2 separate regions of the Homo sapiens genome follow, and region 1 is linked to region 2. The links are chromatin loops, found by intact Hi-C in ENCODE. Cell type or tissue: PC-9. All regions are shown on one strand.

The links. Peaks named below come from ENCODE experiments on the same cell type or tissue, not always from the same donor. Only the 100,000 strongest peaks of a DNase experiment are listed, where the experiment ranks them.
Region 1: a loop joins it to region 2, with 7 times the contacts of the local background. A loop is called at or near these places in 2 of 110 quality-filtered maps.

The regions. Positions count from the first base shown.
Region 1 is chr2:223,721,949-223,729,948 of GRCh38, forward strand. No RefSeq gene overlaps it. Among named protein-coding and RNA genes, the nearest start is that of AP1S3, 110 kb to the right of the region's middle. RefSeq lists enhancers at 3,347-4,546, 4,242-4,909. In PC-9, CTCF peaks have their summits at 5,702 (motif pointing right) and 5,903; DNase peaks (open chromatin) are centred at 3,773 and 5,753; H3K27ac peaks cover 1,523 bases.
Region 2 is chr2:223,544,644-223,552,643 of GRCh38, forward strand. No RefSeq gene overlaps it. Among named protein-coding and RNA genes, the nearest start is that of SCG2, 54 kb to the right of the region's middle. RefSeq lists an enhancer at 3,997-5,196. In PC-9, no CTCF peak of the experiment used is centred here; DNase peaks (open chromatin) are centred at 908 and 4,788; H3K4me3 peaks cover 837 bases; H3K27ac peaks cover 3,050 bases.

The DNA of each region.
Region 1 (8,000 bases), 180 kb after region 2:
AAGAGGTTTCCGAGGACAGCTCGCCTGTTCTCTCAGCCCCTATGCATATTCCCAAAAATGTTCCATGACAGAGCAGAAGTGTTCCTTGAATAATAAAACTAATTTATTGTTCACTCTATTTATTTATTTATTTATTTTTATTTTTTGAGACAGAGTCTCGCTCTGTCACCCAGGCTGGAGTGCAATGGTGCAACCTCGGCTCACTGCAACCTCCACCTCCCGGGTTCAAGCGATTCTCCCGCCTCAGCCTCCCGAGTAGCTGGGATTACAGGCACCCGCCACCCCGCCCAGCTAATTTTTGCATTTTTAGTAGAGACAGGGTTTCACCACGTTGGCCAAGCTGGGCTCGAAATCCTAACATCAGTTGATCCACCCACCTCAGCCTCCCGAAGTGCTGGGATTACAGGCATAAGCCACCACGCCCGGCCTGTTCACGCTATTAATACGTGTTAAGCAGGTACTGTACAGTCATCAACAGTGGCAGCCAACATTTGCTGAGTATGTGCCTTGCGCCAGGGATAACTTGCAGGGAGTGAGCTTTTTACAACAATTTCATGAGGCAGGTCTTTTTACTGCTGTCATTTTACTAATGAGAAGAGAGAGGAACAGAGAGGTCAAACAATTATTTTAGGTCAAATACCTAGCAAGTGGCAAAATTGGGCTATGAATCCAAGAAATCTGCTTCCAGAGTGTGAGAGCTTAATCACTGCTCCATAATTGCCTCTTTTAAGAAGGACAAAGCCCTCATTCACATGGAGGTCACAACTTACTTGGAAAGAAGCAAGAGATAGTGGAGATATAATAAACAAGTAAATAAATAAGATGGATAGTTTCAGTATGTGGTTAATTTTACAAACGAATTAAACAATGATATGATGCACAAGGACTGAGGGAGCCACAGAGACCGCTGCTTTAGAAAGGGTACCCAGAAATGCCTTCTCAGGGAAGGGACCTTAGGGCTGAGATCTAAGAGACAGAAAAGAAACAACTTCAGAAGAGGTAGAGCTAGGTGCGGTGGCTCACGCCTGTAATCCCAACACTTTGCGAGGCCGAGGTGGGTGGATTACCTGAGGTCAGGAGTTTGAGACCAGCCTGGTCAACATGGTGAAACCTCGGCTTTACTAAAAATACAAAAATTAGCTCAGTGTGGTGGCACACGCCTTAATCACAGCTACTTGGAGGCTGAGGCAGGAGAATTGCTTAACCCTGGAGGCGGAGGTTGCAGTGAGCTGAGATCACGCCATTGCATGCCAGCCTGGGTGACAAGAGCAAGACTCCATCTCAAAGTAAATAAATAAATAAATAAATTATTTTAGCTTCTCATGGATTTCATAATACTTATCTCTGAAAACATTTTGACTGTAAATTTAGGAATTAGGATGCAAGATCCCACATGTCCTCTAATCTAAAGTTGCATCGTTGGTCTGAAAATAGAGTTGAGCTTAGTGTTGACTACTTAGTATTGTTGCATGGACCAGTTGTTATGAAGACCAATAAATCATTGTTTTCTTATGTAAAATACAGATACATAATATTTTATAGGTAATATTTAATAAATTGCCTGAATAATTTTTTTTTTTTTTTTTTTAGATGGAGTCTCGCTCTGTCACCCAGCCTGGAGTGCAGTGGCGCCATCTCGGCTCACTGCAAGCTACGCCTCCCGGGTTCCCGCCATTCTCCTGCCTCACCCTCCCGAGTAGCTTGCTGGGACTACAGGCGCCCACCACCACGCCCGGCTAATTTTTTTGTATTTTTAGTAGAGACGGGGTTTCACCATGTTAGCCAGGATGGTCTGGATCTCCTGACCTCGTGATCCGCCCGCCTCGGCCTCCCAAAGTGCTGGGATTACAGGCGTGAGCCACCGCGCCCGGCTGCCTGAATAATTTTTTAAGAAGAATTTTATACGAACCTTCCTTTGCAGCATGCATACATCATAGTGAAGCGGTTTTGTTGTCTGTGGTAAATACCCGGGGTTTGTCCTGCCATGCCAGGAAAATTTAGGACACAGACACACATGAGGAGTTTAGGAGCAGAGGCTTAATAGGCAGAAGAAAGAGAAAGGAGAACAGTTCTCTCTCCAGTGAGAGAGAAGTGCTGCGGAGAGAAAAGACTGGTCGGCAGCAGAGTTCACTGGATTTTATAGGCAGGCTTGAGAAGGCAGTGTCTGATTTACATAGGGCTCACAGATTGGTTCGATCAGGTGTGATGTTTACATGGCATGCGGAGAAGGCTGGTCACCACCCCCATCCTGCCTATCTTATTATGCAAATGGGCTTTCAACTTGGCTGGTGCCATCTTGTCTGCTCCTTACTGTACACGTGGCTGGCAAAGGGAAGGGAAGATGAAGCTGCCATTTTGAACATGCCTAGTCCCAGATAGTGCTTTTCTACTGGGATTCATCCCTGCAATCTTCCAGCTTGCTTGTCTATGTCTGCAGCTTGATTTTACAAGCTGTTGTTTGTTAGAAAATGATTTGGGGCTGCTTTTCATTAAAAAGGAAAATCTTATCGAGGACTCCAGTACCCTCACTATCTGCCTAAGTAATTTCTTCTTAACTCCTATATCAATAGAAGTCAAGAGTAAAATAAGAGAGACTAGAGTGACTGCTGTCCACCCAGTGAGAAAGGAGCATGGTTTATTCTAGGGTATTCACAGTGGAAATAGAGAGAAAGAAACAGAGAAAGAATTTGTCTTAATACCAAATTGTATCTCATGGGGGATGAAAAGAACAGAGGATTCAAGGATGACGCCTAGACTTTTTGGCTTAGATAACTGTAAACGGTAGTCCCTCCTAAGGGAGACAAGGGAGGAGCATGCTTGAGGTGAAAGTCATGAGTTTGAGTTCGAATGTGAAGTTTGAAATACCTACCAGAACTTCACATAAAAGTGTAAAGCACAAAGTTATATATGTGAAGAAGGAGAAGGACTAGAGATAGAAATCTAATTAAGAGTCATGGACGTAGATCGTGTATAAAGCTGTGGAGATCGCCTAAGAGACGGAAAAGGGAAGAGGGCTCAGGCTGCAGTTGCTAGACTTCTCTGGCTAATTCACCATGCCTCTGTGCATCTCAGATTCCCTGTCAGTTCACTGCAGGCAAAGCAATAAGGATACATCCTGTCTCAGGCTGGAAGGATGTAGGACTCATACTCTTCCTTTTGCTTCATTCTTGTTTCCCTGCATTTCTGGCAGGTAAGGAGATATTTTTATTCTTTTCCCTAACAGATTCTCAAAAAAGATCAAATGATTGCTGAGGGCTTCCTGGAGCAAAAGAGACAATCATTCTTAGCTCACAGTTCAACTTTCCTTCCATTGAATCCCACACATGTACCCCTGCAGATAAAGCTTCAGAAAGGGCCTTATTCATTTTCCTTTCACAATGTTCATGATAGTAGGGCCAGCAATGTTACTAACCTCTTTATGTAAACCCAATAAATTTGATTTGACATTTGAGCATGGAGAAGTAAATAGGCACAAAACCTTATCTACCAGTCACATAATCGTATCTGAAAATTCAGTTTCAACACCAAGATTTAAGAGAACCCAGCAGATCTTTTCGTCAATGAATCCACAAGTATTTACCGGGTGCCCTTGGGGTGCCTGGTACTGGATGCAGCTGCTTTTGTGAGCAAGCCAGCAGGTTCTCTGCCATGAAAATAGAAATTTAATCACTTGTCCATCCAAGCATTTCCCTTCAGCTTTTCCAGGATGCTTTTTTGTGAATGACTAACAGAATAGCTGCTGCAAAGACAGCCTGCAAATTCCAGCCGGAGGCCCTGGGAGGAAAGATGACTCACCCACGCCTGACGTCAAAGCCTCCCTTTCTTTCAGAGGAGTAGGAAGAGAATGGCAATGGCCTGGGTAGAATGACCTAAATGCCCTCCTGAGTCCTGTGTGGGTCCTGCTTCCTCTTCCCCCACCTGGCAATGATGATTTCAAACCAAAGAAAGTTTAAACTGTCAAACTTGAACTTCACTGTCAAGTTAACTAAAAAACTAGAAACAGAAGCCTTCCTTCCTGTCAAACAATGTCAAATCCTTATTATGAGTTCTTTTTCACTGGAAAATATTGAAAGCATTTCTTTTTTTTCACAGAGTGTTTTATATTGATTTGCATCTTAGTCTGTTTGAGCTGCTATAATGAATACCATAGACTGGGTGGCTTCAACAACAAACATTTATTTCTCATCATTCTGCAGCCTGGCAAGTCTGAGATCAAGTTGCTGACAGATTTCGTGTCTGGTGAAAGCCCTCTTTCTGGTTGGCAAGTGGCTATCTTTTTGTTGTATCCTCACTTGACAGAGAAGGGGTTGGGAGGAAGGAGAGCACACTAATCTCTTTTTATAAAAAACACTAATCCCATCCTGGGGGCTCCATCCTCATGATCAACTCACTACCCGCCAGCGGTCCCACCTCCAACTACCATCACAGTGGAGGTTAGGGTTTCAATATATGAATTTGGGGTTGCATTCCATAACAATTTGCTTACAACATCTCAACAGTGGCTGAGCGTGGTGGCTCATGCCTGCAGTCCCAGCACTTTGGGAGGCCGAGGCGGGAGAATTATTTGAGCCCAGGAGTTTGAGACTGGCTTGGGCAACATAGTGACACTGTGCCTCAGAAAAGGAAAGAAAGAAAGAGAGAAAGAGAAAGGAAGGGAGAGAGAGAGAAAGAGAGAGAGGGAGAGAGAGGGAGGGGGGAGGGGAGGGGAGGGGAGGGGAGGGGAGGGGAGGGAAAATCTCAACAATGACCTTTTCCAGTCTGCCTTTCACATCAGGATTTCCAAGGACTTTCCCAGATTATGCAAAGGGCCATTTCACTGTTCACTGTGTTCGTTATTCAAACAGAGCTTCAGGTATGTCAGGGCACCCACGGGGTACCATCATCCAACAAAGCTCTGACATCCCTGTGCAAATAGTCAAATTTCAAATTTGTCCTTGGAAACTTTTTGGTTGTCACACAATTCAGCCCCCAGGTATTTGTCCTGGGGTCTCCCATGTAAGCTATTCTCTAATTTAGTAAGCCCCTGAGCAGTGTCATCGAATTCATTCTAAATCTTTCTCTTTTCAAGGAGCCTGGATAGCTAATTCACCAGCGAAACCTAAATTGTTTACGACCACCACAAATGGGCTATTTACCTCTGAAGTCCTGATGCAAGTCATATGTCTGGCTACTCCAGCACCTACTAATCACTCAGTTCTTTGAATTTTTATTGCATAAGAGTCCTTATCCCTCTTTTGGGCATTTTTGGATATATTAACTTTTCATTGCATCGTACAATTTGTTTTGCAGCTGTTGAGGGTGATAGATAAACTTACTTAATCACCATCTTAATTTTTGCTTTTGGTTTTTAACTCCGAGTACCCATCGCAATGCCCTAAACTAAAGGTTTACCCAGTAAGAGTTTATTAGGTTGAAATGAACTTACATTTTGGTAATTCTTGGAACTATAGTCTAATGGGATAAATTTAATGGTAGCATTTCAGACGTTATAGCAGATGAGCAGCAAAGATAATTTGAGATTACAAGGACTTTTGGAACCCCCAAACATAGCCACATATATGCTATTGATGTGGAATGCTGGCCCTAATTAGTTTGATGCTGGTCCTGCCCCAATTCAGGCCTCAGTGTAATATTATCACCCAAACTCACACAGGACTGTTCAGTAACAGGAAACCAATTATAAGGTACCAAATTAGAATGCGAGAAGGACTTGGCCTATGAACTCTTACACCAGCAGAGGGCACTTCCTTCTAGCATGCAAGTCGGCTAAGGAAAGCAAATTAGAATGAGAAGATGCCTGATGACTGCTGGATACGAGTTACACAGAGATATTTTCCAATAAGCTATGGAAAGCAAATGAATGGCCCTTTCCTTCTCTAGAAGGATAAATCTTTGCTCACTTGGAATTGGAATCCCAGTCCTTTGGGAAATGCTTAGAGTAAGCTGATAAATTCTTATTCTCTGACTCCCTTTCTAAAGTTTATATGAACCGGCCGGGCACGGTGGCTCACGCCTGTAATCCCAGCACTTTGGGAGGCCGAGGTGGGTGGATCACAAGGTCAGGAGTTCGAGACCAGCCTGGCCAAGATGGTGAAACCCCGTCTCTACTACAAATAAAAAATTAGCCGGGCGTGGTGGCAGGCGCCTGTAGTCCCAGCTACTCGGGAGGCTGAGGCAGGAGAATTCCTTGAACCTGGGAGGCGGAGGTTGCAGTGAGCCAAGATTGTGCCACTGCACTCTAGGCTGGGTGACAGAGCGAGACTTCATCTCAAAAAAAAAAAAAAAGTTTATATGAACCTACATCTTCTGAGTTCCACATTTTCATCTATTTCAAATCTCCTTGTCTTTCCCCATTGTCTTTAAGGGGACATCCCTGTACTGTTATTATTATCACTCATACTGAGACTCTGCCTGTTTTAATCCTGGGGAAAATTTCAATCAAGCGTTTGTCTGATAGCCTTTTAAGTCTTTCTGATATTCAACCCGGAGTCTCCCAAATTCGGGTGTACACCAAGAAAGTGAGGGATTTCTAGGAGTTCATGCTAAACAGATTCAAACTCCAGGCATCTACTGGGGGAAAAAAGGCGGTGTTATAAATAATTATTGTGGATCAGAAATAGACAGATTGTTCTTGGTTATTATAATACAGGGGATTATAATTTGGGTGCAGTAAATCCCCAGATGAAGCATGGGGTAAGTGTTGGAGGCATGCTGGCACTTCGATTTTAGTTCTGTGGAACTCAACTTGTGATGGTAGTAATAATAATCCCAATTACAAAAACTGAGGTACAGAGAAGTTAAATAACTTGAGTAATATCACAGCTTGTGATAAAGCTAAGATTTGAACTAAGTTCAGTCTGGCTCAGAAGTTTCTCTGCACTTCCCGCTGTTATCTTGGGCCCAAGTGTTGCTGCCTCTCAACTCCAGGAACCAGCAAACATATTTCCATGGACTAGCTGTTTGTTTTCGGTAGGTTTTTCATCTCTGTCAACAGTGGTTTTAAAGTAAAATAAGAAAAGTGAGAGTTATCTGCATGAAATATATCTTCAATTTTCTTGAATGTCTTTTCCTCTTGTGTATTTACTTCCTTATCCCATTCCTGAAATAAATCAAGTCAACTAAACTTTGCAACATAGTGTGTATAAGCTGATCTTCCTACCGCCTTGAATGAACTTTCATTTTCTGGCCCCACCATCTGTCCAACGTACTTCCCACTGTGCTTTCTCTCCTTCTTCTCTTCTCAGAGGTCTGAATGGCAATTCTTTAGGGCCCTCGTCTTAGTCCTGAAACTCCTCAGAGGCCGAGGCCACCCCTGGAAGGTTCCTGCTCCAAGTTTCTAGTTTCCAATAATCCCAACATCTTGCCTTTGTGTCCTAAAAGTGACAACTGCTTTATGCTGTCAATGCCTCTGTGATACATCAGGATTCCCTTTTAGCTATTTAAGTTCTCTATCCTGGGCCAGGCATGGTGGCTCATTCCTGTAGTTCCAGCAATTTGAGAGGTGAGATGAGAGGATTGCTTGAGGCTAGGAGTTCAAGACCAGCCTGGTCAACATAGCAAGACCTCATTTTTGCAAAAAAAATTTTTTTTTTCTTTTTGAGACAACGTCTCCAGCTCAGGCTTGAGCGCAGTGGCATGATCTTGGCTCACTGCAACCTCCGCCTCCTGGGTTCAAGCAATTCTCCTGCCTCAGCCTCCCCAGTAGCTGGGATTACAGGCGCCCACCACCACACCCGGCTAATTTTTGTATTTTTAGTAGAGACAGGGTTTCACCATGTTGGCCAGGCTGGTCTCGAACTCCTCTGACCTTAGGTGATCTGCCCACCTCAACCAAAATTTTTTTTTAATCCTTTATTCTGTTTAGCCAATTCTTTATATTAAATTCTGTTAAAATAACTGATATCTGTTTTTATGACAGGATCCTAACTATACAGTAATGGTTATAAGGAATTGGAATTCTCTGCCCTCCTCTGGCTCACATATGTCTTCCTAAGGCATCT
Region 2 (8,000 bases):
ACCACACCTGGCTAATTTTTTTGTATTTTTAGTAGAGATGAGGTTTCGCCATGTTGGCCAGGATGGTCTTGATCTCCTGGCCTTGTGATCCACCTGCCTCGGCCTCCCAAAGTGCTGGGATTACAGGTGTGAGCCACCGTACCTGGCCAATGACTATTTTTGGAGCTAGCAAGTGCATTTTTATGTTAATGGAATGAAGATTAAACCTGGAATTCAAGGCACACATTTGAAACTAATAATTTTCACAGCTTTAGATAAATTCTGTCATTATTTTTTAACTCCTTTCCTTGTCTATGAACATGGATTATCATCATTCACAGAGTCATTTCAGTGTAACATAAGCTAACTATGGGAGAGCCTTATAAAATGTAAATTATTAAACTCTATTATAAATTACGATTATATTACATTATTATTACATTTTGTTACAAATCTATTACAAATGAGAGGTCACTGTTGTGTTATGATGCATGTTGAATGTGGTTGACACAAAACTGAAGTCACAGGCACCCTCTGCCATGCATTTGTACCCTTTGTCCTTTTAAAGATTCTAGGGTTGCTGTGTGTAATACAGTAGCCACTAGCCACATCATTTAAATTTAAATTAATTAAAATTAAATAGAGTTAGAGATTCAGGTCCTCAGTTGCACTAGCTGCATTTCAGGTGCTCTGTAGCCTCATGGGGCTAGTGACTACCTCACTGGACAATGCAGACTATAAAACATTTCTTTCATTACAGAAAGTTGTAGATGGTGCTGATCAAAAGGGCAGATACTATGCCCTTGCCCTTCTCAACAAACAACCTGGAAAAAAAATCCTAGAACCCTTTTACAACTCAATATTAAAAATTTGTTGTGACCACTATTATCTGTTTTGATCTTGAGACTCTTAGTCAGCCCTATAAGCCCAAATACCCAGGCATCCACTGCCTCGTAAAAGTAAGGTACATACATCTACCCATGAGTAATGAAATCATTCTACACATTTCTGGCCTGATCCTATATTGATCTACCCTTTTCTGGGTCCTTACTCACGACTGTTTCTGTTTATTATCTTGTTCTTGCTCCTTTTAGCATGACCTTTGCACCTAACATCTCTGACTTCAATTCTGGATTCCTTCTCTGCTTTTCTGGGGTATCCATCCCAAAAGAGTACAGTAAATAGTTTCTCCAAACCAATTCAAGTCTATGGGGCTGACCCATCCTCATCATGCTGACCAAACTAACCTCCAATAGAATGAAAGAACTGCACCATAAGGGCAGCAGCAGCTGTTCAGGTTAGGTCAGTGTTGTGAACCTTTGACAGGGGTCATGAATTTCAATGCCTTCAGGAGCCACGCAAGCCACGTAAATGAATGAAGCAGGCTGAGAGGAACAGGAGGCAGTGGAAGAGATAAGGCAGATGGAGAGCATATGCTCTACCACAGAAAGCAATTCAAATATCAATAAATAAACACTCTGTGGCAATTGCAGGCACAGAAATTAGAAAAGAAGACATTACACTATCTATGTTTGCAGATGATGAAATAGTGCCCTGGAAAAAAAGGCCAAGAGTATCAATGCTAAAATTAGTAAAAACAGAAAAAAAATTAGTAAGCTAGAAAGATAGAATACCAGCATACAAAAATTAGTAATCTTATATATACAAACTTTAATCAGCTAGAACATAACCCTATTTATAACCACACATGCAAAAAAAGAAAAGATGAAAAATTTGAAACAGTCAAATGAAGAAGGCTTTCAAATATTTCCCCCAAAAGACAAAATTAGATTGGGATAAATGCAAAAACATCCTTATTCTTGAACAAAACAATTCAACATCATAAACTTGTCAGGACTTCCCATTATATAAATTTAATGAGACCCCAATTTTAAAAACTAAGGCGTTTGCTTTTCTGGAACTAAATAAGTTGATTGTAAAGATTACATGCATTTTAACCATTCGAGAAAATCTAGGAAAACCCTAAAAAGGAGAAATGAGTAGAGACGAATTCTGCCAGATTAAAACTCAGTATGCAGGCTGCATAATTAAAACAGAGTGGTCCTGGGGCCCAATTAAATGAAATAGAAAGTACACAAATAGAAAGAAAAAGATTGATACATTCAACTACAGCAGTGTAAAATAAAACTTTTTGCATGGAGAAAAATGCTGTCAGAAAAGTAGGAAGGTAAATTATAAACTGGGAGAAAATATTTGCTTAGACAAATTTGGTTAGACAAAGTACTAACCTTGTTAATTTGTAAATAAGTCCCTAAAAATAAGAAAAAAGAAGCACCAAAAACCTAATACAAAAATGGACAAAAGGGGAAGCTCTGTATTGTTGTCCACAGCTGCAGCATTTACATTTCCATCAACTGTGCACAAGGGTTCCAATTTCTCAAAAAAATTAAAAAAAGAATGACCATCCAGTAATTCCACTGCCAGTTATATGTCTGAAGGAAATAAAATTTTTATCTCAGAGAGATAACTGCACTCCCAAGTTCATGGCAGCATTATTCACAATAGCCAGTACATGGAAACAACCCAAATGTCTATGAATGAATGAATGAATGAATGAAAGAATGAATACAGAAAATGTGGTATAGACATACAATGAAATTAATCAGACTTAAACAATAAGGAAATTCTTCCATTTGAGACAACATGGATGAATCTAGATGATATTATGCTAACTAAAACAAGACCAGTCAAAGAAGGACAAATACTGCATATTTCCTATTATATGAAGCATCTAAAATAGTCACACTCATAGAAGCAGAGAGTAGAATGCTGCTTGCCAGGAGCTGGGGAGAAGGGGAGATGAGGAGATGCTGTTCAATGGCTCTAGTCTCTGTTATGCTAGATGAATAAGTTCTAGAGATCTCCTGTACAGTACAATGCTGTAGTTGACAATATTGTTTGTGCACATCAAAATTTGTTAGGAGAATGGATCTCATGTTATGTGTTCTTACAAAAACAAAACAAAACAAAAGGACATAGGGAAACTTTGGGAGATAGATGTTGGATGTGTCTATTACCTTGATTGTAGTTGACGGTATCAGGGATGTTTACATACATCTAAACTCATCAATTTTTTTTTTTTGAGACAGAGCCTTGCTCTGTGGCCCAGGCTGGAGTGCAGTGGGGTGATCTTGGCTCACTGCAACCTCTGCCTCCAGGGTTCAAGTGATTCTCTTGCCTCAGCCTCCTGAGTAGCTGGACTACAGGCATGCACCACCACATCCAGCTAATCTTTAGCCCGTCTCTCTTTTAATAGAGACAGGGTTTCACCATGTTGTCTGCGCTGGTCTCAAACTCTTGACCTCAAGTGATCCACCTGCCTTGGCCTCCCAAACTGCTGGCATTACAGCCATGGGCTACCATGCCCAGCCTAAACTCGTCAATTTTTATGTACACATTAAGTATGTGCATTTTTATGTACCAATTATACCTCAATAAAGCTGTTTTAAAAATTAAAAATAAACAAGTAAAAATTAATTACATTGCACCTAAAAAATGAAAAAAGACTTGAACACATAGTTCAGAAAAAAAGACACATACGAATTGACATGTAAGCAAGAAAAGAGGCTCAATTTTTCTCATAATAAAACAAATGCAAAGTACAACACCGAAATACCATGTCTCACTTACAGATTGACGAAAACCAAATGCTTGAGAAAACATGCTGCTGGCAAGGTCGTGAGGTAGCAGACACTATGGTCATTCCTGGTGAATGTACAAAATCGTACAAATCTAAGCTGGACAATTGCAAATATCTTACAAAATTATATGCATTTTTATCCTATGACCTAGCAATCCCATTTCTAGAAACCTACCTGAAACTATTTCCCACAAAAGGAAACAACATAGGCACAAAGTTATTCACGTAGGCATCATTGATAGCTGTAAAAGATTGAAAACCATCCAAATATTCAACAACTAGAGACCTATTGAATAAACTATGGTTCATCCTCACAATGGGGTACTTTGCAGCTATAAAAAAGAATGAGAAAGAGCTTCATGAATGGGTATGGAATGAATTTCAAAATTCCGTATATATTGCAAAGTTATAAGCATAAGATGCAAAACAGTGCACATGGCATAATATGATACTTTTGTGTATATATATTTTAAAAACTGATAAAACAAATGAAAATTGTTACTTACAGGGCTGAGTAGCAACAGGGTCAGGGGAATAGGGATAGAAATGAGAATTCTATGAGTACACCTTTTGAATCACATATTCAAAAAGTAAAATTAAATCAAAAGGACAAAAAAATTCATGTCAGACAAACGCAAAATATCAGCAGGTTGAATTTACCCACCTTTTCTGCAACCATTGACCTATGCAATTACATACAGTCTTAAGGACTTCCTTGGCTTTCTAAGGTGCATTCTGAGGCTGTGAATAGAAAATATGGCTTGGGGAAGGAGAATTAAGATTTAAAATTAGGTTAGGCTGATTGCATTCACCTTCATAAAGACTAATAGCCAGTTACATTATAATTAGCTGCTCAATTCCATTACCTTCACAATGCATAGAGAAATATTACTCACAAGTTTTTCATTCTGTCTTTTCATCTTTCTCCCAAAGTGATTTTGATCACATACCAAGTTCAAAAACTTATTATTCGGTTTCTAAGATTTCAGGAAACAAGGCCAACTTTATCCTCATTTCCATCATCTGACTCACACACCAAGCCCCTGAGGCAGCAACGCCGAACATATTGGTATCAGCAATTACAGGCTGACTCATCCAAGAACGTGCACAATTAACCTATTGAACATCTCTCCACCGGGCTTTTCATCCTCAGTAGGACCATCTGCACCACATTCACCCAGGGCAGGAGCCCAGCCAACCCAGTGTGCATTCCCACGCATTTCCGCTTTGATGCCAAGCCAGAAGCAATTCATAACCCCACAGTGCAGTGCCGCATCAGCAATGGATCTCAAGCTCAGAACATTCACTCTAAGCTGAACAGACCATTTCTGGGTTCTCTGCTCCTACCATGCTAACCCTGAAAGCACCCCAAAACTTAAGAAAGGGATTTCCTACTGTTGCAATGCTTCATCTAACAGTTAACAAAATATTAATACTATAGGGCTTAAGACTCCAAATTCCAAGTTTTATTTGGATATAGGTTTCACCACCTGGTTCAGTGAAGGGCCATAGGAAAAATCACTTACTCTCACTAAATTTCAGTGTCCTCATTTGTTAGACACCCAGGTAAAAATTTTTTTGGTAAAAATTTAAATGAGGTACTTGATAGGTACTAGAGTTGCAAATAAGTATTCTGGCCCCCTAGTCAATGTACTGAGAAAAATTAGTTCTTATTTCTAACTGATGACATCTTCTCCCTAAGAATTCCCACCCAACCCACCAAGAGTAGAAAAAAGAAACAACACAAACAACAAAACCCTGAACTCTGCCGTTTAAGAGCTCTCAATTCCTTCCAGTTAAGAGTATCCTTGGGGTAACACAGCGTATTTCATGTACACATTCACCTCGTCAAATCTTCCACCCTACTTCTCTTCTGCAAGGAGGATTACTAGGATGACTTAACGGTAGCAGGGAAAAGGGATACAACTCCAGGTGCCAACTCTGGTATTCACTGATCTCTACTGCAGAGTGGCTGGCTGGTCTGGTTCTGCCCTGGCCTGGGTTCTGTGAAGGTCCAAGTGACAGGGTTGTACCTGGTTGGGAGTGGTCATTCTATGCTGCCCACTGCTCAAGCCAGCAGCTGACACAATGATGATCTATTTATTTGGCTCGATCAAGACTTGCCTTGCCCACTGGGTCCCAATTCAGTGTGCAGGTGTGCCAGGACTCCTGTCTTTCCCTGTCCCTGGCAATTCTACCCCCAGAGAATTCTTAGCTACTCTCCTTTCTGCCACCAGAAAAGGCTTTTAGGAACTGCTGGGTCCCTTGATATCCCACTGGAGATAAGTGCAGCTCAACAGAGCTAGCACGTGTGGCCACCTCTCTACTCCCTTTTTATGCTATCACTCCCCTGAACACTGGAGCCAATAGCATTAGCAGTTGTCTCTCAGGGTTTCAAAGAGGGAATGGGATCAGAACCATTGTTTCCAATATATCTCGTTCTGCAATAACACTCTCCTTACTCTGGCCCTCCCTGGAACTTTGGTTCAAAAAGAGGTATCAAAACATTTGTTGTAATCATATGAAAAAAGCTCAGCATCACTGATCTTTAAAGAAATGCAAATCAAAACAACAATGAGATACCATTTCACACCAGCCAGAATGACTATTATTAAAAAGTCAAAAAATAACAGATGCTGGTGAGATGGTGGAGAAAAAAAAAGAATGCTTATACACTGTCGGTGGGAGTGTAAATTAGTTCATCCATTGTGGAAGACAGTGTGGCAATTCCTCAAAGACCTAAACACAGGAATACCATTCGACCCAGCAATCCCATTACTGGGTATATACCCAGAGGAATATAAATTATTATATTATAAAGATACATGCCCGTGTATGTTCATTGCAGCACTACTATTCACAATAACAAAGACATGGAATCAACCTCAATTCCCATCAATAACAGACTGGATAAATAAAATGTGGTTCGTATACACCACAGAATACTATGCAGCCATAAAAAGGAATGAGATCATGTCCTTTGCAGGGTCATGGATGGAGCTGGAGGCCATTATCCCTAGCAAACTAACAAAGAAACAGAAAACCAAATACCAACATGTTCTCACTTATAAGTGGGAGCTGAATGATAAGAACACATGGACACATGGTAGGGAACAAGACACAGACACACTGCGGCCGTTTGGAAGGTGGAGGATGGGAGGAGGGAGAGGATCAGGAAAAAATAACTAATGTGTACTAGGCTTAATACCTGGGTGATGAAATAATCTGTACAACAAACCCCCGTAACACAAGTTTATCTAGGCAGCAAACTTGCATTAGACCCCAAACTTAAAATTAAAGTTTTTTAAAAATAAAAAAAGATGTCCACACAAAACAAACAAATAAAAAAAAAACACAAACGTTTGTTGTTTTCCAACAATGCTGTCTTCACACAGGCTCTTTTCTTTGTCTGGAAGGGACGTTGCAATGTTATATCCTTCTTCTGGTAGTGGCATCCAACAGGCCCACTTCTCTGAGGCCATAAAAGTGCATGGGGAACAAGAAAGGAACCAGTTTACTGATAAGGGAAGTTCCAAAGTAGAGTTTCTTTGTTATTTATGTACAGCATTTAGCATTGTGTCTGGCACAGAACATGCGCTCAATAATGGCAGCTAGTACTAATAATAATATTCTGTATTTGTTCGAGGAAGGCTCTCCTTCTCCACACTTTTTCAAACTAAGTCAAATTATGAAAAGTCTAAGTCTGGATGCAGTTGCTCATGCCTGTAAGCCCAGAACTTTGGGAGGTCGAGGCAAGTGGATCACCTGAGGTCAGGAGTTCAAGTCCAATATGGTGAAACCCCTGTCTCTACTAAAAATGCAAAAATTAGCCAGGTGTGGTGGTGTGCATCTGTATTCTCAGCTACTTGGGAGGCTGAGACAGGAGAATTGCTTGAACCTGGGAGGCAGAGGTTGAAGTGAGCCAAGATCGCACCACTGCACTCCAGCCTGGGCAACAGAGAGAGACTCCATCTCAAAAAAAAAAAAAATCTATATGTTCATGTGTCAGTTGAATTTGCCTTTATTGATACTAAAGGCAACCAGAAGGTCCATGTTTGTCTTGTGAGTGTTGTAAATGATTATTGATTCAAATGTACATACAGGCTTTATCTCTATTTTCACATTGCCAATAGCCCTATTACCCTGGTTTTATGATGCCAATGAAGGAGAATTGTATGAAAGTCTCCCTGTGGAAAGATATTTCTAATACTTACTAATTTGTGCATTCATCTGTGCAGCATATATGTCTGGGAATACACGAATAAAATACAGTTTCCGTACCTTCTGGACATAAGACAAAGAGCTTATTCCTTAATATACAAAGAGCTTTTACAAATCAATAAGTGAAAAAACACAAAAT